3 separate regions of the Homo sapiens genome follow, and regions 2 and 3 are each linked to region 1. A link is a loop called in an ENCODE intact Hi-C map of the cell type or tissue named here. Cell type or tissue: heart right ventricle. All regions are shown on one strand. Each heading gives the region's core, and the rest is flanking DNA. Links, peaks and the distances in the headings are about the cores only. Region 1 overlaps PBX3 (PBX homeobox 3). Region 2 overlaps PBX3 (PBX homeobox 3). Region 3 overlaps PBX3 (PBX homeobox 3).

The links. Hi-C counts contacts between places; a loop is a spot of excess contacts. Peaks named below come from ENCODE experiments on the same cell type or tissue, not always from the same donor. Only the 100,000 strongest peaks of a DNase experiment are listed, where the experiment ranks them.
Region 2: it touches region 1 in a loop (2.3-fold over the local background); 11 of 110 quality-filtered maps call a loop at or near these places.
Region 3: a loop joins it to region 1, with 4 times the contacts of the local background. A loop is called at or near these places in 13 of 110 quality-filtered maps.

What each region holds. Positions count from the first base shown.
Region 1 is chr9:125,886,658-125,894,279 of GRCh38, forward strand. All of the region lies in intron 2 of PBX3 (PBX homeobox 3), which reads left to right. Among named protein-coding and RNA genes, the nearest start is that of PBX3, 140 kb to the left of the region's middle. RefSeq lists a silencer at 3,075-3,294. In heart right ventricle, for the core only: no CTCF peak of the experiment used is centred there; DNase peaks (open chromatin) are centred at 2,614, 2,984 and 3,374; H3K4me3 peaks cover 1,980 bases; H3K27ac peaks cover 3,864 bases.
Region 2 is chr9:125,824,532-125,832,153 of GRCh38, forward strand. The region is part of intron 2 of PBX3 (PBX homeobox 3); the gene reads left to right. Among named protein-coding and RNA genes, the nearest start is that of PBX3, 81 kb to the left of the region's middle. In heart right ventricle, for the core only: no CTCF peak of the experiment used is centred there; a DNase peak (open chromatin) is centred at 5,456; H3K4me3 peaks cover 957 bases; H3K27ac peaks cover 798 bases.
Region 3 is chr9:125,759,248-125,766,869 of GRCh38, forward strand. The region is part of intron 2 of PBX3 (PBX homeobox 3); the gene reads left to right. Among named protein-coding and RNA genes, the nearest start is that of PBX3, 16 kb to the left of the region's middle. RefSeq lists enhancers at 1-1,127, 1,349-3,916. In heart right ventricle, for the core only: no CTCF peak of the experiment used is centred there; no DNase peak of the experiment used is centred there; H3K4me3 peaks cover 5 bases; H3K27ac peaks cover 509 bases.

The DNA.
Region 1 (7,622 bases), core at 831-5,830:
TTTTTCCCTTTTCTCATTAAGTATTTATTCACATAAGAGTTTTATGAATTAATGGATGGTCCTACAATTAAGACAGATAACCTTTATTCATTTTTACCACTGATAGATCAAGTATTGAGATAGTGACTGCTGTGTGAAAATTACAACTTGAACAACATTTCTGAAAAATTTTTTTATTTTGCATTTAAATCCATGTTTGCCTTATTGAAGATTTTAAAGAGACATTACTCTGTCTTCAGAATGATTATAGACTTCACTAATTTAGATTTTCACTATACAGCAGTTCATATAATAAAAGTTTTTAATTTTTTTGGTGGACAAATTAGTAAAAAGGCTTTTCATACTTTGGTCTTGGAAAAATACTATTCTACTTTTGTCACATATCATGGAAGAATCTCATTTTAAGAAGAAGACAACCCAGACCATTTTGGTTGTATGCACAGCTTTCAACCAACACAAGATAAATAACCCAGCCATTTTATTAAATTGTTGAAGAGAAATTTTATGAAATTGTCAACTAATTCTTTATAATATAAATATATAAACATTTGTGGCAATTCTTATAAACAGTTCTGACCAATTCCTTTCATGAAAAGCAGTGTGCTCTGTAGTAATTGCTAAGCAAACAGAAAGCTGTGTTGCAAAGTGGTTTTGTATAGCATATTGTAATTTGACACTTAAGTTGTGCCCTGCATTACCCTGTGTCATAATTGATGGCTAAAGAAAAGCACACGCTATGCTAATCATTTGTTAGAATAGCTTGTTAAATTGTGGTTGCCAATTTAAAATAAACTATGGAATGCTGACTGTATTTTAAGGTTTTGTAGCCTACAGTTTTAAACAGACATTTTGAAGCTGTTTTTTAACTTTATGTTGCGTATGCACAATTCTGCCTTTGCACACAAGGTCAGCATGTTTGCCAGTTTAACAACATATTATCAAGAACAGAATCAGTGAGCTGCAGGTTTCACATCAGTATCTCAAGGGACTTTTCTGTGTATTTTTGTTTTTTGTGTATTGATCCTAAATTTGGTATCTTTTTAAAAACAGTAAAATTGATATACATGAGATTTTAAGTTCTTAAAAGTAAAAAGTTCCAGAATTAGAAAGCTAATTTAGTTGTTATTAGAAAGTAAGGGTAAATTTATCTCATGTTTATCAAGCATAGTGTCTGGACATAAAGCAGCATTTGTTAATATAGAAGTTATTAACTACAAAATGCCAATAAGAATTTTACTGCAGTAAAATGAGATTCAGGAGATAGATTACTGTGCATAATCAGCTTGTGAATTCTCATTTCTTAAGTGCAAATGTGTGATGAATCAGTTATATCATGTAAAGAGAGAGGAATCCAAACTTGGTGTGAATGTTGACTTACATGATAAGTGTAATAGATAGACTTCTACTACTAGTAAAAGAACTGAAGCATGGTGAGGAATATGTGCATTTAGACGTAAAAGAAATGTTACCTCTGTGGAGAAAAATGATTTAATGTGGGTTATTCATTTTTAAGAGATTAAAAATGACTTGAATATAATACCTTTAATTTGTAATAATGGTCTGACGGGCTGCTTCCTGTCTAAAGTAAACCTTTTGATCGGCATGTCCATTTTGATCTCTTCTGTCGTGTAGTGTACTGAATTATTTTCAGTTATTGTACCTATATTTAATTAAGCCAGTAAAGACATGCAGATGGATTTAGCTCTCAATCATTTAGTAGACAAATACGTGTAAGGTTATTCTGTAGCATACAATTGACCCTTTGTATGGAGGAATTCCTTGAGAACATTCAGGATTAAGTCACTCTGCTGTAGGAGAGGAGAGGCGGCATACATGCTTTACCAGAAACAGATGCTCTCACTTGATGGCATTTTTTTGGGAGGGATACGATTTGATATTTCTTTTTTTTTTTTTGGCCGTTTGTTTTCTAATGTATTTCCTCTCCTAGATTGGGTACAAACTTAGTAAAGTTTTGGACTTGATTACTTACTCATTATAAAAACAGCATTAATGAAACTGGTAATTAATTTGTTCATAAATTTATAATGCCCTGTTTCAGTCTAAATGAATTCTAGTAACTGTTTATATTTGAGATATAAATTCTTAATTTTTAAAATAATTTTTATGGCAGGCCAATATAGTAGTCTGGACTGGAAAGTGTAAGCAGGATTGGGTGCTAATTTAGGTCAGGCTGCATTCAGATTTGGGAAGTCACCTTTTCAGCTCCTTTGGAAAAGAGGACACATCCAATATGGAATATTCTGGATGATTATGAGTATGAAGTGAAAATGTTTTTCCAAAAATGTACATTTTTGGGTGTAAAATATGCTTTGGGAATTTACTCTTTTGACTTTTAGGTATTCTCACCCACAGCAGGTTATGAAAGGGAAAAGTCAGTGACCACGTATTACAATAAAATGGCCTTAACGTAATTTGGAAGTGGATAACAGCCCTATACACCAGACACCTTATTGCAAGGCTCTTAGCATCCCCAGGAACGTAGGCCTTAATTTCAGTTAAGTGTGGGTTCGCCCACATCCCCGTGGTTTCTTGGAATAACTCACTGACCCGTGGAGAGCTGTCTCCTGGTCCGGGCCTTTCCCTCTCTGGCTGTGGGCTGTTGAAGGGCGTCTGCACACGTGGGGAGCAGGGGCGCTTGCACACGCACGGGCCGAGCCACGGCTCGCTTGGCAGTGCACACACGCAGCGGCCTCGCCCCTTTCCTCCGGTCCCGAGTTCTGCATAAAGATGTGTTAGAAATCTCGTTCCTAAAGGATCTAGAACGATAAATAATGGATGTATGGGAGCTCGGTTTAAGCTCGAATTTTCTTTCCTCAGTAGTTTTTGTTCTCAGTCACCTTGATGAAACAATCTTGAAGCCGCTCCGCTCTCAGTGGCATTTGCAATGAGTCCCTGACAGGCTGATTTTCCACCCCTGTTGTGATGCTGCTTTCTCTAGTTAATATTCCTGTGTAAGTGTCGCACAAAAGTAAACCCAAAGAGCCCGCACATGACACGGAGGCTGCTCCATTTACATTAATTATGCAGTCAGGGCGGTGAGAATTCGCTGTCAGCCAGCAGGGCGGGGGCGCGCCGCGGCGGGGAGCGGGGCCGGGCCGCGGGGCCTCCCGGCGCGAACGCGGGAGGGGGAGCCGGATCGCCGTCCGCCGCTCCGCGGCTCCGCGCTGCGAGAACAATGGGCGCGCCCGACGCCCGCCCGCGCTCGCGCTGCCCGGCGCGCCCCGAAAGCCGCGGGGCAGAGCGCCCTGAGCGGTCCCCCGCGCCGGCGGCCCCGGCTGCGCCCCGCTGTAGCAGCTGACCTTAGCCGGCTGCGGCCGAGAGAACGCGCGTTGCCCGCCGACCTTGTGCCCTGGGGTCAGCACCCACTGCAAGTCAGAACCTCTCCGTGGTCCCAAAGTTAGTGCTTTTCCAATCCAAACCAGAAACTTGATTTGAGGCCTGGCGATGGTAGAGGATGCATTTTCTTGATTTCAAACATCTGGGCTGCTGCCGACTCCGGTTTCTCAGAGGAGGACTGCATAACCACCATGTGAACATTTTCAACAGATAGGAAAAAATTCCCAACCAGCTTCAAAACAATGGTGGTTGAGAAAAAAATAACTAAGCCTTCACCATAAGTATGAAACATCATCTGGGAGGTTTTCCCACGGTAATTGGCTCTGAAGTATCCTAACTTAATGGTTGTGTTTTTCAACGGGAGACTGAATTCCAAAGGGAATTCCACAGGGAATTTAAATGTACAAACATTTTTTGAGTACCTACTATGTCCTAGGTGATGGGAAATTATTACCTCATTATTACTGGTTGGAAAACATTCCAGAAAACCAAAATTATTGCTCTTTCCAGGATTTAAATACGGACACCATAGAAAGATTGCTGTTGTCACCACTGCCTTCCCCCATCCCACCCCCAGTGACTTGGCTCTAGTCAAGAAATATTGGGGATGGTGGGGAGGATAAATGTGCTTTCTCTATTCTTTTTATACTTTTAAAGAATATCAGCAAAGATTATTGTGCAGTATTTCTACAATGTAGTGTATGCATCTAATTGTGTGGGAGTAGAATTGTATGTTTGCAAGGAATGACTAGCCAAATATCAGAGCCAGCAGAACAACAGAGCACTGAGATTTGAAAAGATTAAAAAAAGAAGCCTTGCCCCTTTTTAGATTAACAAAACAGTTCCATGGTAATATTTTGTGCTTTTCTTTAAAATAAAGGATTGTGTGCACAGCATTTAATGAGTAAATCCTGTCAAATTTGGCCAGGAGCAATCACACTGAAAATTTTTCCAAAAGGAACTAGGCCATCCTTTCAAGGCCATGTGTAGTTGCCAACCATGATAACATTTAGCTCTGTCCTAGCCAAAGTCATAATTTCTGAAGAAACCAGTCTAGTACCTTTATCTTTTTCTTTCTTTCTATGTATGAAATAGATAACATGTATTACTTTAAAAATGTTTACTCTTTTCTGACGTTTGTACTATGCACTGGTTCCAAAAATGAACTATTTTCAAAAACAAATGACATTTGCTTCCTTGGCCTATAAGGAAAACATTGATCTTTCCCATATAATACATATTTTAGAAGTCACTTTTAAGTACTTACAATTTATTATTATAGATAACCGTTTATTTTCTCAAGTGAAATATATAAAGATGCAACTATCTAAAATGAATGCCAAATCATTAGAAGTTGATATCTGACCATTTGTGACTTAGAAAATGGCAGTTCCGTGAGGTTCAGTCAAATGGACAGTATTGGTAACAGGAAAATGAAATGAAAAAGCAGAGAGGAAAGTACTTAGGTACTTACAGCCATTGTGTAAAAATGTATGGATGTACAAAAGATTGCAATGTGATGTTACACAAATAGAATAAAATGTTTATAGAGTTAATTTTTTCTCCTACTACGTTGCTTGAACTCACAATGAAAGAAAAATTCAAAAGTTTGTTTTCTTTTAAGCCTTAGGAAAAACATCTCTATTCTTTAAAAATGACAAAGTTAAAAACATATACCAAATTTAGCCATTTAACCATGAGCCCTTGGAATTTTAACCATGTGTATCTATGTATCATTATCTGTACATATCCTAAGTATGTAGTCCCAGAATTTTGTATTTTGACTCTGTTTCTATTCTATTTAAGAGTTAAGGGACTACTATTATGTGCATTTCATCTTTAATTTTACCCGTATGTAAAGGGAGCTTCCGAAATTAGGCCTACCTGTTCAATCAGCATTTTATTTTATTTTATTAATTTTTTTGAGACGGAGTCTCACTCTGTCCCCAAGGCTGGATGCATTGGCGTGATCTCGGCTCACTGCAACCTCTGTCTCCCAGATTCAAGCAATTCTCCTGCCCCGGCCTCCCGAGTAGCTGGGATTACAGGCACTTACCACCATGCCCGGCTAATTTTTGTATTTTTTTTAGTAGAGATGAGGTTTCACTATGTTGGTCAGGCTGATCTCCAACTCCTGACTTCAAGTGATTTGCCCACCAAGGCCTCCCAAAGTGCTGGGATTAGAGGCATGAGCCACCACTCCTGGCCTCAATCAGCATTTTAATTGGAACTGTATTTACAACTATGGCTCAACTTTTTTTCTACCCATTCAGAACAGTTTGTATCGTAATATCATTTACATAATGGTTTGCTTTTGATGCTATCATCTGTGAGATTTTTATCTCTGAGATAAATTTCCAAAATAAGTTAATTTTTAAAATCAGAAAGCAGAAGTGATAAATTATGAATATATTTATTTTAAAAATATTTAAATAAGATACCCACCAAAAAAATCATATTCTTACATGGTATCATTAGCTTTGACATCACTGTATGGTGCCAGATTATAGTGATATGAAGCTTATGATACTATTTCACATTTTTATGCACTAAATAAAACCTGCCCTGTGTTTTATTACAAAGTAGGTGGCCTGAAGGAAAAATATATGTATTCTTTCCTTTTGGTATAAAATATGCATTTGGGCTTCTCATTTCATCCCCAATCTGTGTTATTCCTTAAAAATGCAGAACTGCCTGAAGTCCTCTTTAATATTTAATTCAACAACTTTTTAATCTGTCATTATGCTGTGATGAAGTAAGCATCAAGTGTCGCTGAAAGAGATTAAATTATACTTGGAAATAGGAATTGAAATGATTTAGGTTTGGAGGCTGAATATTTGCTTTGCACAAGTAATAATAATAGTAGCTTGGGTGAAGAAGGGCTTTGGTTTGGCTTTAATGTCTTTGCCTCGCTGTGCTCCCCTGTGGCTCCCCCTGATTTACGCTAGCATTACAGAGCTTTATTTTATTTAAATGGAGGTAGAAAGTGGAAATTACTACACTACAATACATTAATTACTCCATACTATTTCTTTGTACTGATTTCCCTTTTTTCTGTAAACATCATAAACAATGGTGCAACCTACCCAATGGATAGCAGCTGTAAGCAATCCTGTAGTTCTTGTTAACAAGCTTATTTTAGAGAGGAAAAGCAGTAATAATTAATATCAGTCTATACCAATAGTGAGAAGCAAAGAACATTTATGCTTTCCCTTTCATAGGGAATGATGTCCTACATAAGAATAAGTTGTGACAGTATATGTTAATATTTTAACTGTTGCATTTTACTTCTTGCTTTTAAAATCGAGACTTTAATCTGTGGACTCTTTTGCACTTAGAGACAAAGGTATAAACTTTCAGACTTCTTAGGGGTTCTTGAGTTGCTCAACAGGTGATGAATAAAGGCTAAACTCTTTGGAGTACTACTGGGCTGTGCATATCTTCAGATCTTCTGTCATCTGGAAATCTATCCAGTGGCTTCTGGCTGCCCAGGCTACACGAGGCCAAAGCAATCAGTGTTTAGTGGAGAAAACTAATTGAGAAATTATTTGATCAAATACACAGAAGAGCCCCATGTGATTGTTTGAAAGAATGCTGTATTTCATTTTTATTGTAATGCATGTGCATTGGTGGCTTATATGTATACTCTGGCTCTGTCTGTAATGAATGTCTTCAAAACATACCTTCATTTGTCATGATTTGGCATGTTGATGGTCCTTTTCAGAATAAGCCTGAAAATAGATGAAAATCTTGATGTGCAGCACACCTGTTAGAACATTCACGCTTAGGAATCCAGTGTATCTGTATTTCAGATGTGCACTTCCCTAGCATTATGGCTTATCATAGAACAATAATAAAGAGAAAGGGCCTCCTCCTTACTTTTTCAAAACATTCTAAGTGAGATACAAACTTACTGCAGTAGGTTCAGAGTGATCTATTAACTCCTCAGATTAAAAAAAAAAAGTAAAGCTGGCAAAATGTTTTTAAGCTCACAGTTTTTGTTACCTGTTTCTATTATATATCACCATGGCTACATATAGTTGCACAAAGCATAAAACACTTGAAAAAGTACAAAAGGCATTTTGTAAATAGTATATTTTTTACAGAAACTATTTTTTGTTGGCAGCTTGAATTAATTTTATACCCTGCATGATTGGATATCCTGAATATTCACTTATTTACTTTGTCAGTGAATACCCAAGCCATAGAAGGTGGGACAACTGTGTGAGCAGCATTCATTAAATACTCACTTCCATTAAATATTT
Region 2 (7,622 bases), core at 2,623-7,622, 60 kb before region 1:
ACAAGATAACTCTAGTCTCCAAGGTATATTGTAAGTCTAGTCCTAGGCCTTCCTAGTTTATAAGGAAGTTAACAGGGTCTAGAAAGATACAGTCTTTCAGACTAACAGGTTCTTATTGATTGTATTAGAATTTAAATTAGAATCTATATGATGAATTACATTTGATGAATCAGTTGGCTTTTTTTTTTTTTTAAATACTCATTGCTTACTAGACAGTGGGGGACAACAAAGTCTCCAGAAATGGCTGATCTCAGCATTGCTATCTGTAGCCGCAGCTGTTGTTATGTAACAATAACGATAGCTACCATTGACTGAACGTTGACTGTTTGCCATGCGTTGTGAAAAGTGCTTTACATGCATTAGTTCATTTAATCCTTGTATCAACTCTATGATTTAGGCCACTGATTCTCGGACTTTTTGTTTTCAGGATCTCTTTCCATACCACATTTAAAATTAAAAATAATTGAGAATTGCCAGGCATAGTGGCTCACGCCTGAAATCTCAGCACTTTGGGAGGCTGAGGCAGTGGATCACTTGAGCTCAGGAGTTCGAGACCAGCCTGGATAACATGGCGAAACCTTATCTCTACAAGAAATACAATAATTGGCTGGGCGTGGTGGCATGCACCTATTTTCCTAGCTATTCAGGAGGCTGAGGTGGGAGGATAGCTTGAACCTGGGAGGTGGAGGTTGCAGTGAGCTGAGATTGTGCTACTGCACTCCAGACTGGGCAACAAAGTGAGACTCTGTCCCCCGCAAAAAAAAACAATTATTGAGAACCTAGCAAGCTTTGGCTTATGTGGGTTATATTTATTAGTATTTACTGTATTAGAAATTTAAAAATTTTATTAGTTTATTTTAAAATAACAATAACACGTTAGCATAAGTATCATTTTAAAATAAAAAACAACTTATATTTCCAAAATAAAAAATTAGATGATTGATATTGTTTTACTTTTTTTTTTTTTTAACAAATTCTTTAATGTCTGGCTTCAACAGCTGTTTTCTCATATTTCCTTCTGCATTCTGTTGTGATGCCATGCTTCACGTAGCCTGTTGTCAACTTCATTGTATACTCATGAACAAATTAGAGTTAAAACAGAAAATGTGACATCTTAATGAATTATGAAAACAGTTTTGACCTTGCAGAGCCCTGAGGGTACCTCAGTGACCCCACGGGTACCTGGGCCACAGTTTGAAAACCACTGATTTAGAAAGTATCCTCATTTCATCAGTAAGCATCACTGTGTACTTCTGCTATCCTGTATTGCTAACAAGTGTCCATTTTTCTTTTTTACTCTCAATTTTGGCATTTAGAGGATCAATTCATGATTGTGATATCGCCAAGTTTAATGTAGTAGCTTTGTTTAGTTTAGGAATCTTATTTGGGAACTTGCCTAGAATGTCCTGGAAGGAAGTCTGTTTAATTTTGCATTGGGAGATACTTTATAAATGTTAGCTGTGGGTGGCAGTTTTCAACCAGTTAAATTCTACCATTATCTTTGAGAAAGGCAATAACGTTAATATTTAACTAGTTCCAGAAGTTAGGATAGAACATTTAATTCCAGGAGAAAACAGCTAAAATTGCCTGTAGTGAATAGAGATTCTCGCCTAGTAAATTCCTTTATTTACCACAATCTTACCAGGTTCTTTTGAGGCATGATTTTTACCTGTTTTAACATTTTTCATGGCTCAATTATTTTACATATAGGATTCTTTGAAAAAGAAGTGCTTCCTAACTTTAAATTCAAATAATTTATTTACTATTCTCATATCTTGATTATTTGTCACAAATGATATAGTAATAACCTTCCTTTCTCTTCAAAATGTTTTTATGTGAAGTTCAAACAGAATTGAAAATCAGATAATATAAGTCTTGTCGACTCTAGCTTGTCTGGAATATTCACAAATTAATGAAGGGTCATTGGTGATTATGGGATTTTTTCCTTTGAAAATATATCTAATGAATACATAAGATATATTTCATAAACATAATATGGTAATGTCACTACTAAGTATTTAGACAGTTCAGCTTATTGGGTGATGACACACACTTTTTTTCTTTGAAAATATATGCATAAGATATATTAAATATTTGAAAAATATAATAAAGGTAATGTCAGTACTAAGTATTTAGATGGTTCAACTTATTGTGTGATGACTTTATTCAGAAGAGTGGATTGCTCTGACCCTTAATTATGGACATATTTTTTAATTGACACATAATATTTTCTATATTTATGGTGTACATGTGATATTTTGTTGCATGCATAGAATGTGTAATGATCAAGTCAGAGTATTTAAGGTATCCATCACCTTAAGTATTTATTATTTCTCTGTGTTTGGTAACATTTCAAGTTCTTTCTTCTAGCTACTTTGAAATATACCACACATTCTTGCTAACTGTAGTCACTCTACCCTGCTATCAAACATTAGAAATTATACTTTTAATCTAACTGTATGTTTGTACCCATTAACCAATCCCTCTTTATCCACACCTCCCACCCACACCCCTCCCAGTCTGTGGTGTCTGTCACTCTATTCTCTACCTCTGTGTGATCAACTTTTTTGGCTCCCACATATAAATGAGAACGTGAAATTGGGACATAACTTTTAACCCAATAAAATTATGCAGTATATCAATGAATGTATTTGAATGAATTATTAGTGGTAATTCTGAAGTAAAGACCCATGTAGGGTATATGGACTTTTTGCATTTTGATTTTTGCTTATGAAATATTTCAAACACATAGCCTTTTATTTCTTCCTGTTAAGTTTAATAAATGTTAACATTTTGCCATCTCTGCTTTAGACATTTATTTTTAAAAAATATCCATTTACATATGTTTGAAGTTTCCCCATCCGTTCAGCTCACTAACTTCCCCACCCCAAATTAGTACCTATTTATCTTATGGTTGGTACATATTCTTCTCATGTGAAAAATGCTTTTACTACACATACGTGTATTTACAAATAATGTTAGTATTTTTAGTATTGACAAATATAATGTGTATATATACACATATGTAATACCTATGTGTCGTATATACACACTGTACATCTTTTTGTAGCTTGATTTTTTGCTCACCAGTTTTCAACATGTACTGCATTGATTTTGATATCCGTGAATTGATTTTATTAGTTTTACCTGCTTTGTAGTATTCTACCGTGCAGATGAACTTCACATTCATTTCACTACTGATGGATGCTTACATTTCATCTGAAATTTTGGTATTATAAACATGCTTGTACACATATTTTTGTCCATATGCAAGAATTCCTCTGAGGTATATAACTAGGAATAGAGTTGTTGGGTTTATAGAGTATGTGTATATCCAACTTTATCTGATGTTGCCAAATTGCTTTCCAAAGTGGTTGTACCAATTTATATTGCTACCAGTAATAAGACTGATACAGAGGTTTGTTCTGGAACTACGCATTTTGGAAGGATCAGAAACTAAATTCATCTAGGACCTTAGTCTTCTGTGTCCTTATTTGCTGGATACAGATATTAGTAGTCCTTAGGTTTGGACTTTTGCTGGATATAATGATGTGTATTTTGTATTTTTAGGAGTACTAGTTTGCTGTCCAGAGGATTTACTTTGAATTATTAGTAAACCAACAAGATAAACACAGAAGTCATTCAGTTAAATACATTTTCATCACATTTTCATTGGGTAATAATTTTGCTTTTGACCTATCAGATCTGAGATATATATACTCAGAGATACTGAGATATATGTACTGCCTAGACAAATTTTCCATAGTTTACAGCAACAAATGGTTTATATAGAAATGCTATATTAAAGTATATTTTTATTTGTTAAACATAATTTATTAGGAATAGAACAAAAACCAAGTCACAATAATGATTTATCAAAACAGAGCCCTATAAGAAGGGAGATGGGAATGAATACAGCTCTTCTGCTATCTTGAAACATTCTGTATTCTAAGCCAATTAGAACTGGTAATACAATTTTACCAGTTGGTCATTTAAGAAAATGCAAGATTAGAAAAACATTTGATGATCCATCTGGAAAAAATAAGATTGGTCAGTTTTTTAAACTACTTTCTACCCTCAATTAGCATATCATGTCATATCAGACCAAACATAGTAACTTTGAGCTATAGTTAAACAATTTACTTATGATAGGAAGTTATTGACCACAAGGTCTTCTCACAGATTAAAAGTTTGGTAATATGTTTAGAATGTTCAGTTTATTCAATTTGTTAGAAAATCAAAAGGAACGTTGAGTCTAAACGTCGTTTGACAGATTTGTTTGCCTTTATTCCTATTAAAAGTATTTCAAAACCTTTGATTTGATTCTGAACATCAGTAATGTAAGTCGCCTTCTTTGTTCTAGGATAAACAGAACACATGCTTCTGCAGCTCCCTTGATCAATGAGAAAATGCCTTATATCAAAACCACATGGCGAGAATGTAGCTGTAGGTGATCCCCTGAGAGGTTTTTTGATTGGAGCTGGGAGTCTGGTATTGAAAGAAGAGGGAGACAGACAGGTTGTTTGAAAAAACTCCCATCAGACCAAATGCTTGTGTTGGAGCCATGCTACAACATTTTTCATGTAGAAAGTGCAACTTTATCAATTTTAAATGTTAAAGACGATTCGTTGCATGATTGTAATAACATATTTTCACTTTGGAATTTCTGTATACATCTCTCTGTATTTCATTAGCTAGTGGCCCAGAAATTCATTTATTCACATGCTGCTTGTCAGTCTTCCATTTCTAGAATTTTATTCTCAAACTACATCATTACAAGATTCATTATTTAATTTTTAAAGTCAAATGCAACCGAGGTACATTTTCTTTAGCTAATATACACTTGTCACGTTTCTGGACAGCAAGAGAAAATAAGCTTGCTGATTTGGTTTATAATTATATGTATCATATTTATGATGATATTCTTAAGAATTCTAATATTAGGTGAGTAATCTCAACATTTAATTTGCTAGTCAGGGGTTGCTTTAAACTTTTGTACATACGTAAGTTTTGGTGCAATTTAGTTAAAAAACTCATTATAGGAGATGAGTATGTGCTTCATTTTTAATATTTCCTCCATTCACTTTGAAGTTTCCTTTGAAAGCCAAACTATTAGGCTTGTTATGTCAGCTCTTTCCTTAAATTAAAAAAAATGAGCAACAAAGCAGTAATATTTTAGTGTTTTTCTGAAAGAAGAGAAGCAAAATAATTGTTTTAAGAAGATTCTAATTGAAGAGTTAGAGTGCCATGGTCTTTTCAAGACTGGTTTGGTCCTGGTGCTGCTCCGTGGCAGTGGAGCTCTAGATGCCTGGCCAAGCATCCCTTACCGACATCTGGAACCAGTTGCAATACATCACTGTCAAAACTGCTTTCTATACGTATCTGCATTTACACATTAGTTACCCACGCAGCACTCATCAAAAAAGCTGAACAATCTTGACATGGTGTCCCTTGTGGAACTGCAAAGGTGAACTGAAGTTGGGAGGCAGTGTCTCGCGTCACTGTCTGCTGAGCTCTTACAACAGGAAGCTTGATTAAAAGTGAAAGGAAAAATTTATCAGTTGTCTCAGCACTGTAGAGTTCAGTATAATTTTTTATTTACAAAAGCGTTATTTTTTGCTATCTAAAGCATACGTAATATGAGCATTCAACTGATTTTGTTTAGAAATAAGAATATTTTTATTTTTTAGTTGAAAAATATTGCCTTGCATGTTTCTTAGATTTGCTATTAGTTATATAATCTATTTTATTGTTCATGTTAAGGAAAATGTAAATTTAACAATAGAACTATGAAGAATTATAGATACAATATTGATAGCACTGTGTCAGTTAAATTTAACTGAAGTATAGCATAAAATTTCAAACAAACAAACTTCTTTAATGTTACATTGGTGATAGTAATGTTTGTGTTTATTAATTTTCAAAAAGCTGAGTAATAGAAAAGTACTTATTTATAGGTGTTTTATATTTGTGTATCATATGTGTTTTTGAAAATGAAATAAGAGTTTTGAACCCCCCAAATTGGCTACTTACATAAAGAACTATACAGAAGCCTTTGCTATCATATCCTCTATAATAGTAATAATAATAATAACATTAATACTAATGATGACAGTGGTTAACATTTACTGGGCTCTTTATGTACTAGACACATTTTGTCTATTATCTCATTCAAACTTAATAAATGGAGGTAATATTTTTCCCATTTTATAGAAGGAGAACCATGTTTAAAGAAGCTAAGTAACTTGTCCACATTCACAGTAAGTGTAGAGCTGCGATTCAAACTCTAGCTGTTTGATTCTAAGTCATTGTGGTTTTTTTGTTGTTGTTGTTCATTGGTGTGTATGTCTTACTTTTTATTATAAAATTTCCCCCAAATTCACAAAAGTAGAGGGTACAATGAACTCCTGTATAACCACCAGTCAGCTTTAACCACTAATATGTTATACTTGTTTTGTATCTCCGTGCAGATTCACATTCCTTCCTCCTGCCCCCCACCTGTCCTTTTTCATATACCATTGACTTGCTGAAAAAATCAGAATGTTTTTCCTGTAGAATGCCCCAATTCTAGATTTGGCTGATATTTCCTTGTGGCAGTATTTAATTTACGCTTCTATTTGCTGAATTTCTTCTAGACTAGAATTAGATCTAAAAGCTTGATTAGATTCATCATGCATCACATCAGCCATAACGTTTAGTCATCTTACTTTTTGCAATGCTAAGACTGATTGATCAGTGGATTAGGTAGTGCCAGCCTGATTTCTTCATTGTAAAGTTCCCCTTCTTTCACCTAATGGTTTTACCATCTATGGATGACCCAGTGCCTGGATTACTGAATTTCTTAGGCCTTGAAAATGGTCCACTTGTTATTCTTTCTGTATTTATTAGCCAGAATGTTTTTTTTTTTTTGAGATGGAGTCTCGCTCTGTTGCCCAGGCTGAGTGGTGCGATCTCGATTAGCCAGAGTGTTTTAAAAGAGCTTTATCCATTCACTAGGGCTATTTGGTTACCCAGAAATACAATTCATACTGGAAAGGCAGTATAAAATATTTAATTCTTTCCCTTTAATTATCAATTTCCAGAGTAATGAGGTAGTGCCTTAGTATCCTCCAGTGGTGTATAACTTTTGATTTTTTTTAGTAGTTATTATGAAGTGTTGGCTTTTTGTATATGTAGTGTGTTTTAATCAGTTTCAGACATTATACTTTTTGATGCTGAAATTGTACCACATTTGTCCAGTGGGAACCCCTTCAAGTTGGCTCCTGTGTCCTTCTGATAAGACTCCATTTTTAGCTTTTTTAGCTTCTTACTTTCTGGCCCACCAAAACGTGCCAGGCTCATCTTGTACATTTCCTCCACCAGATGTAGAATCTGCCATTTCTCCAAAGAGCCATGGTTCTTTTTATTGAGGAGTGATATACAAAGGCCAAAATTTGAGCCTTAAGGGTACTTATTGCTACTGGGTTGTTTGCTTTCAGGAAAAGAGAGGAGATAAGTGAGCTCACATTGATAATTCTAACTCAAATGTAAGATTACAGGGTTTCACTTAAGTTCTTAGATTTTATATTTATATATCTTTTATGACAAAAAATTTATTCTTAACAAAATTAAGATAATTACTT
Region 3 (7,622 bases), core at 1,245-6,244, 130 kb before region 1:
AGTAAATATATGCTGGAGAACAGAAGCCTATTCACTGAAGAAACAATTGACTTTAGCTTTTCTGTTGTTAAAGTGGCCCCTAGTGATAGTGCTGCAGTGACTAGATAGAGCAGAGGAGAATGGCTTCCTCCTGGCTGGTGGGCTGGCAGTTTCACTGGCACTGCCAAATGTACTTCCTATTTGTTGTGCAAGGGAATTGGAACAGTGAGGCATTTATCATATCATCCCCTACTCCTCATGCAAGCAAAAAAGGAGAAGTTGTCAATGAAAGAAAAAGAACTGTAATCGCACATTTACATATGCTTCTAATTGTTGATTTGGGGATTTTCTATGAATATAGCTTCACAAAACAGATGCTGTTTAAGAAAAGGGGGAACATAATTTTGTGGGCAATGAATTAAGTGTTTTTGTGGCCCTCTCATCCGTAGCTAGGAGCAGTTTGTGGACCGCGTCTGTGAACGCGGCTCATAATTGTTTTTCACACATAAGTTATGCAAATGAGCTTTTATGGCAACTGGCATAACAATTAGCATCCTCCAGCAATATTTTAGCAGGTTAATTGCAAAATTTCTAAATTGTACATCTGACTTGTTAATTAGGCATGACAGAGGTGGTAAAATAGTTATCTTCAGGCAGTGGCAGCCAGGAGCTGCTTGAAATGCAAAGAGCAACGATTGATTGGATTTGAGGGTTACAATTGTGGGAGCACTGCTGTTGTCAAGTGCCGCTGAGCAGCTCTGCTCCATCAGTTGCCTCAGAGCAAGAACTCGGTAGTTGCTGCGAGGATCCTGCCATTTACAAATCTGCTTTATTTAACTCTGCAACTCTTCCATTCCAACCTATCTGAGCAGTTTATTTCACGCGGTTTGTTCTGCGTTGGGATCATTAAAACGAGATGGCAACACAAATTATTTTGTGCTCGAATTTCAGGACGCTGAAAGTTTACTTTCTATTTTAAAGTTCATCTCAACATTTTTCTCTTAAAATAGAAAAAAAGTCATAAATTCCCTATTTTAATTAAATTGTAAATTTCAGTTCTCAAGACTTCATATGTGATTATTTGCTTTTTAATGATTTAACTCTTTTAAACAGTGCATCTTTTTGTGCTTCATAGGTTCATTGCAGGAAAATACTGTTTGTGTATTTTAGTCTTAGGTTTTTTTTTTGAGACATAGGAGAAGAAAAGAATCTGATGTAAGGGTTTCATACAGTGGACAAATTCATTTTGCTTGTAGAATTTATAAAATAATATTAGCATGGCATATTGTGATGATATTGTATACCACTATTAGAATTCTATCTACAGTATGTTTTAAAAATTATTTTTTCAAAATTGTATTTAAATTTCTGTGGTCTATTTCATAGTTTTACTTGGATAGTAACAATAATTTGGTAAACATAAACATTAGTGAACACAGCATGATGGCACATTGTGCATCTGATTGTGCCAAAATGAACCATACCTTTTGTGTTTAAATTAGGCTAATTACATTTTTCTGTGCATATAAGTACCTACAAGTACACTGAATATGAAGTTAAGCATGTGTGAAATTTGATGTCACCTTTGAATTCACATATATTTTCTTGATTAAGCCACGTTGTGTGTAATGTTGAAATGTCATATTTTCATTTAAAAAGTAAATGTTCTACATGTGCAGCTGTACCAATATTTTACATTTTCTTATGACATGTGTATATGGAGGAAGTGCCATTTATGATATGTTGTCATCAATAATTTTGTCACTGAGAATAAAAGGCTTTAAACTCATCCACCCACTGGAACGTTTTATCATATTTATTTTAAGAGATATGAAATTAGTGAACAATTGAGCTTTTTATATTTAGGAGATGCAAATGTAACTGGATATTTACCATTAATGAAGTGCAACATAAATATCTCAGTGCCAATAAATTATACATAGCAACAGTGTATTCTATAGACATCTAATAAATAGTTTCTTTTTTCTTTTTTTTTTTGCTAGATCCTTTAGCTACATTCTTTATTATGGTCTAATTTACAGCCAATGGTGATATTTAATATTGGTTAACTTTTTAGAGTGATCTATTGCATTTGAAAATATTGTATTTTGAGTAAGAGTAAAACATTGTTCCATATCATTACATTTACTGATTAAATGCTCACTGATTTTTATCCATCACTATTCCACAATTCAAGCAAGAGTTTACTACAGTAATGCTTCAGTGGATAATATTTGGAATAGAGTAACCATTTTAATGAGGTTCATCGAGAGAGCTTCAGCAGGGAGCATTTCAGGTGTATTATGGCTTTTGTCTTGTCATGATGCATGTCTCCGTAACATTAGAGAAAAAGCTACAGGGCCCCACTCATCTCAGTTAATAATAATAATAATTTTAAAAAGTCAAAACAATAACACAAAACCCCTACCTTTCTAATAAAGTGTGAATAGAAAGATACTAAGAACAGGCAGCACTATGTGTTTTTAGGAAACTTGCTAAGTAAATACCATTTCTGTAGGTTAAATTTCCATCACATTTTTAACTGTCCCAGTATTGATCACCCTATAGAGGAATGAGACTGAAGTCTGGTAGTTATTAGTATAAAGAGGGTCAGCTGCAGAGACTGGTACCGAGTAGAGGCTCTCATGGTAATGATGCTGCTATTTATAGATCCCCATTTCATTAGTTGCAGAGTTTCAAGGAAGAGATTTTCTCTAGGGGAAATGGATACTTGAAGTTCATTTTCTTCCTCATATTAAGGCAAAAATGTGAACAACCTTCAGTATAGGACATATGATTACAGTATTTTTGCAGGGGCAGTTTATATTCTAAATATATTTGCAATAGTGAATGTTGTAAATTTAAAACAATGTAGAGATTCAGAAATGTTAGTTGCTATTCTGGCTGAGTGCTACTTTACGTACATTGTTTTATTACCCTTCTTGTCATTTTTTTTCTTGTAAAAATTACTAAATTTTCAGGAACTGCAAAGCTGAGTACAATCATGACTGTATTCCCTTTCTTTAGAGTGCTGTAAGGCCTTTAAGAGAGTTAACTGATTGCAAGAAGTGTAGTTCCCCAAAAAATATAGTCCACCCACTATGTGTATCTGTATATATTTGTAATATAGGTAATTGTGCTTTCCTTCTCAAATTCTTTACCTTTGAGTTATTTTTTTCCCTTTAAGAGAATATTTACTTAGTTAGTATTCACTTAATTAGAACTGACTGTTTAATGTTTTCTGGGAGGGTATTTATGGTATTTTCTTTGCTATATTTGCATTCCAGAAATTAAGTCCCCCTGCCATTATTCGGTGAGCCTTTCATACATTAGAATGATGAATTGAAAGCAGAAATGGGAAAAAGACTGCAATGCAATGAAAATTTAATCAGCGTCTTCTGCTGCTTTAATAAGGCAAATAATTCTTATTGGCCGCTGTGTTAAGGTTTCTAATATTTAATTCATAACAAACCTTGCATTATTCTGCAGTAGCATCGACAGATCCACTTTGCTGCCTGCCAACAGGCAACCATAAAAACTTAAAAGCAGATGTAAATGTCTAAAACAAGGAGAATGATTCGATCTAAAGCGGTCAAAAAAATCAACAATATTGTGAAAGAGTTTGATGGATCTCTATATTTAGTGATGCAAAAATGATATTAATTAAACTCACTTGAGCAGATTTTTTTTTTGGACTTAGAGGTAACCTTTTACAAAGCATAGCCTTTAGTGCCTAGTCAAAGACTTGGAAAGAAAGCAAATGTCAATACAATGTTGGTAATAAGCCTCTTTAAACTGGACACAAACTGTGCCATTTATATTGGAAGTATCTGGTTTATATTCCTGTGTATATGCAGTCTCTCAGCAAATACAGTGCTGAAATTGAGCCAATGGCATAAAATATTTTATCTTCAATTAGCCCAGTTTGAGAAAAGCAATAGCTTTTGCAGTCTAATTTTTCTTTGAAATGCCCTTTGTGGGGGAAAAAAATTGTCACAGGATTACAAGGCATATATGTTTTTATTTCATAACCTGAATTTAATGATTTTGTAATAATAGCATTAATCTTTCTAGATTACCATCTTTTTGTGTGAGGTTGTGTTGGGCATTAAGTTTGAACCTGCAGAAATGAACAAAAAGATATTGTTACCGATTACATGTAAACAGCCTGAATCATTCAAAGGGATGTGGAGAAGAGTATTTCTATAGTGTGAAGCCAGAGAAAATGGCAACCTGCCAAAGCTAGGTGCAAGCTCTTGTTACATGGAAGGGTTGGGCCTGTTCTCATTTCTTCTTGAAATGGCTTAATTGGTGTCAGCACCCCAGGGATAAAGGCCTCTAACACTGAAATCCACACGATTCACCCTGTCTCTGCTCAGTGTAGGGAAACTGGTAACAACTGGTGGTGAATGAGGAGCGAACGGTGCTGTAACAATACTCGATGATGTTTGGGATGACAGAAATTAATACGCACTTGCTTGAAGAAAGCAATGATTAATGGCAGTGAGCACGGGAACGCTGTCCCTCCTTTTACTCCACTTTGATGGGGATTGAAAAGCAAAAGGCTGTTTTCATTCTCTGTGGAAAGCAGAGGTCACACAGAGTACATTATAGCAATTTTTCCTCTCTGGTTTTTTTATTTCATAAATATTATGATAAGCATAGATTAGATAGATTTTTTTGTGGAAGCTTAAAAGGATATTTTATGTCATTTAAACGTTGTTTATGCATAAAGAAATCACACATTCTTTTCTTCACTTGTTAGATCATTTCCCTTCATGTCAGAATAATTAGTGTAATTAGAAATTTTAAAAGCCTGCAAACATGAAATTGTATTAATGCTGCTTACTATTTTACAACTGGAATCAAAAGAGCTTAGTTTTCTAAAGACTGCAAGGACAGGGCGGGGATAAGAGTGTTGCAGGGGCTTTCACCTTTTTCCTGCCCCTCCCCCTGGTTTTTCTCAGTGAATGTTTGATGTAAATATATTTTGCAAGGTACTTGCACTTGTCAGCAGCTTTCTTAGCCATTTGATAAAGATTCTTTATCCTACAAGAAAGCCTGAAATAACAGAACTGTACTTTGGATAATGAATTCTTCATCTGTGGAGAACTTTAAAACAAAGTACAGTGTTGGCATTTTTTTCTTTTGAGTGAGAAGGCTGATATATCTTTTGGATCCGACAGGAAGACATAAATTAATAGAGTTCTGGAGTTCAGTTTCTCATTAATAATCCATTTTGTCATGGTTCTTGGCATTGTCAGCCTAGTAGCTGGTTCATATTTTGCTAACGGATAAAAGCAGATTATGTCTTAAGGCACAAAGCAAGAATAAAGAGTTTATCGCCTTTTGGGGGAACTACATGCTATAAGAAAAATATTGTTTTGCAAAAAGTTTCAATTTTTAGTTAGCAATACACTACATTTTCTAAGGTAAAGCTGTTATTTTAAGATCCGAAATGGTTCTTGGAACCTTAGGATATTAGAGTTTTAGATCATTGCTTAGAGTTGCCTTTGCTGATTGCAAAGGTTTGCTTTTCAGGGACAGTTATAGTAGATTTAAGCTTGTTTTTATATTTTATTTTTAGAACTCTATGTATTGGGATATAATTATAGTTCAAAGAGAAATGCAGAAAAATCACTATTCCTCTTCTTTGCACTGGTTTGTCTAGATATTCTGTTACCTCTGCCTAGTTTTGTAGACATGGGGTTCTTGACGGCTACTGTGAAGGCTGCAGAGTCTAGCCATCTAAGAAATCCAATCAATAAAATTAAAATAAAAGCCTTATTTTTAATTTTATAAACTTTGAATTACCTTATTTAATGGAGGCTCCAGAAGCAGATTATATACAGATACTGACCCTGGTAACAGGTTCTTGTAAATGGCATCGTTTAAAGTTGCTTATATTTGTATTTTAAAGAAATTGGTTTTTTTTTTTTTTGAGAGGGTGTCTCACTTTGTTGCCCAGGCTGGAGTGCAGTGGTACAGTCATGGCTCACTGCAACCTCTGCCTCCCGGCTCAAGTGATCCTCGCACCTCAGCCTCCCGAATAGTCAAGACTACAGGCGCGCGCCACTGTGCCCTGCTAATTTTTGTATTTTTTTGTACAGACTGTTGTTCACCATGTTGTCCAGGCTGGTCTTAAACTCCTGAGCTCAAGTGATCTGCCCACCTTGGCCTCCCAGAGTGCTGGGATTACAGGCGTGAGGCACAGCGCCCGACCAAGAAATTAGTTTTTATAAAAATTGAAACAATACACCCTCCTGATATCTGATAATAGGGTTACTGGCCACTTGAGACCCCACATTTAAAGGGCAGAAGACTAGTTGAAGGGATATGAGCACAAATACTACCTGTTTTTTTTCTTCTTTACTTAAAAATATTTGTTTTTAGTGTATTATTTATATTGCAAGTCTTTTACAGACACATTCTTAGAAGTAGACAACTGAAAATATATTTCATCTTTAAAACTTGGGTCTTGTACTACCATTCCCAATTATCACTATTTTTTGTTGTTCATTTTTAAAGCTCCAAAGTAACTCATGCGGGGTGTGCAGTCATAAATCTAGACTTGATTATTGAGGTAACAAGCTATGGGAAAAAAGAAGAGTTTGTGTGGGTATAAGATGAAGTAAGGAGTATTATGATTGAATGGAGAGAATAATGGGAGATTTTATTTTTCTACTTAAAAGGGCTTGTTCTTATTATAATTTATAAATTTGATATTTTCTGAGTCATTAAAGTTCATCATTGGATAAAATTGGCCTAAGTTAATACTGATAGTGGCATCTTACAAAAATTCATTTAGGAATGGGAGGACTAGTTTTATTTTAGTTTTCATTCTCAAAGGGACTGTAGGTTCTTAGAGGGCAGGGACTATCTGTCATCTATTTTTTTTAGCACACAGAATCTGCTCAGTAACATTTTTAAATAAATGCATGCCTTCTCCATGTATTATTAGATATATATCTGCTGAGTACATTAAATCTGATACTATATTCTTCTAATTCTTTACATATAAATTTATTTTAATTACAGTAACTATATACATACAGTATAAGAAAACTGCCATAGCTACCTACCTGGATCCTAAGTAATTTATATGTAAATTATTTGTAAAGTAATTTATATGTATTACTGCTCCATTGCTATCATTAATGATAATATTTTAAAAATAGAAAAATCTGTGGTGAAAACTCCTGGTAACATGCTTAAAGTTGAATATTCACTTTTAAAGTTTTAACTTTAAAACTATGATAATAAGCACTCTGTTTTCTAGTGAGGAAATATTTGTGTGTTTCCAAATTGTAGGGTTGAATTAGGATGATTTAAGACTTGTTTCTCTATAGAGTTGGGAAGGACATTTGTTTTAGTACATTATAATGAAATCTTAAAGAGTAGATTTTGACAAGAGACATTTTGCTGACACAGAATATTTTGTTCATTTTGACTCTCAAATAAGTTCTTCTGTCTTAATGATTGATTTATATTCATTTTAGACTGTACAGTTTCCTAGCTGAGTTTTCTATCTATAAGGTACAGAAATCACTGTTTAAGTTAATGATAAATTAAATAATTATCTTTAAAGGTGACAGATGGGTCACGTCCAAAGATTAACCTAAGAGTAGTTAAGTAAAAAAATA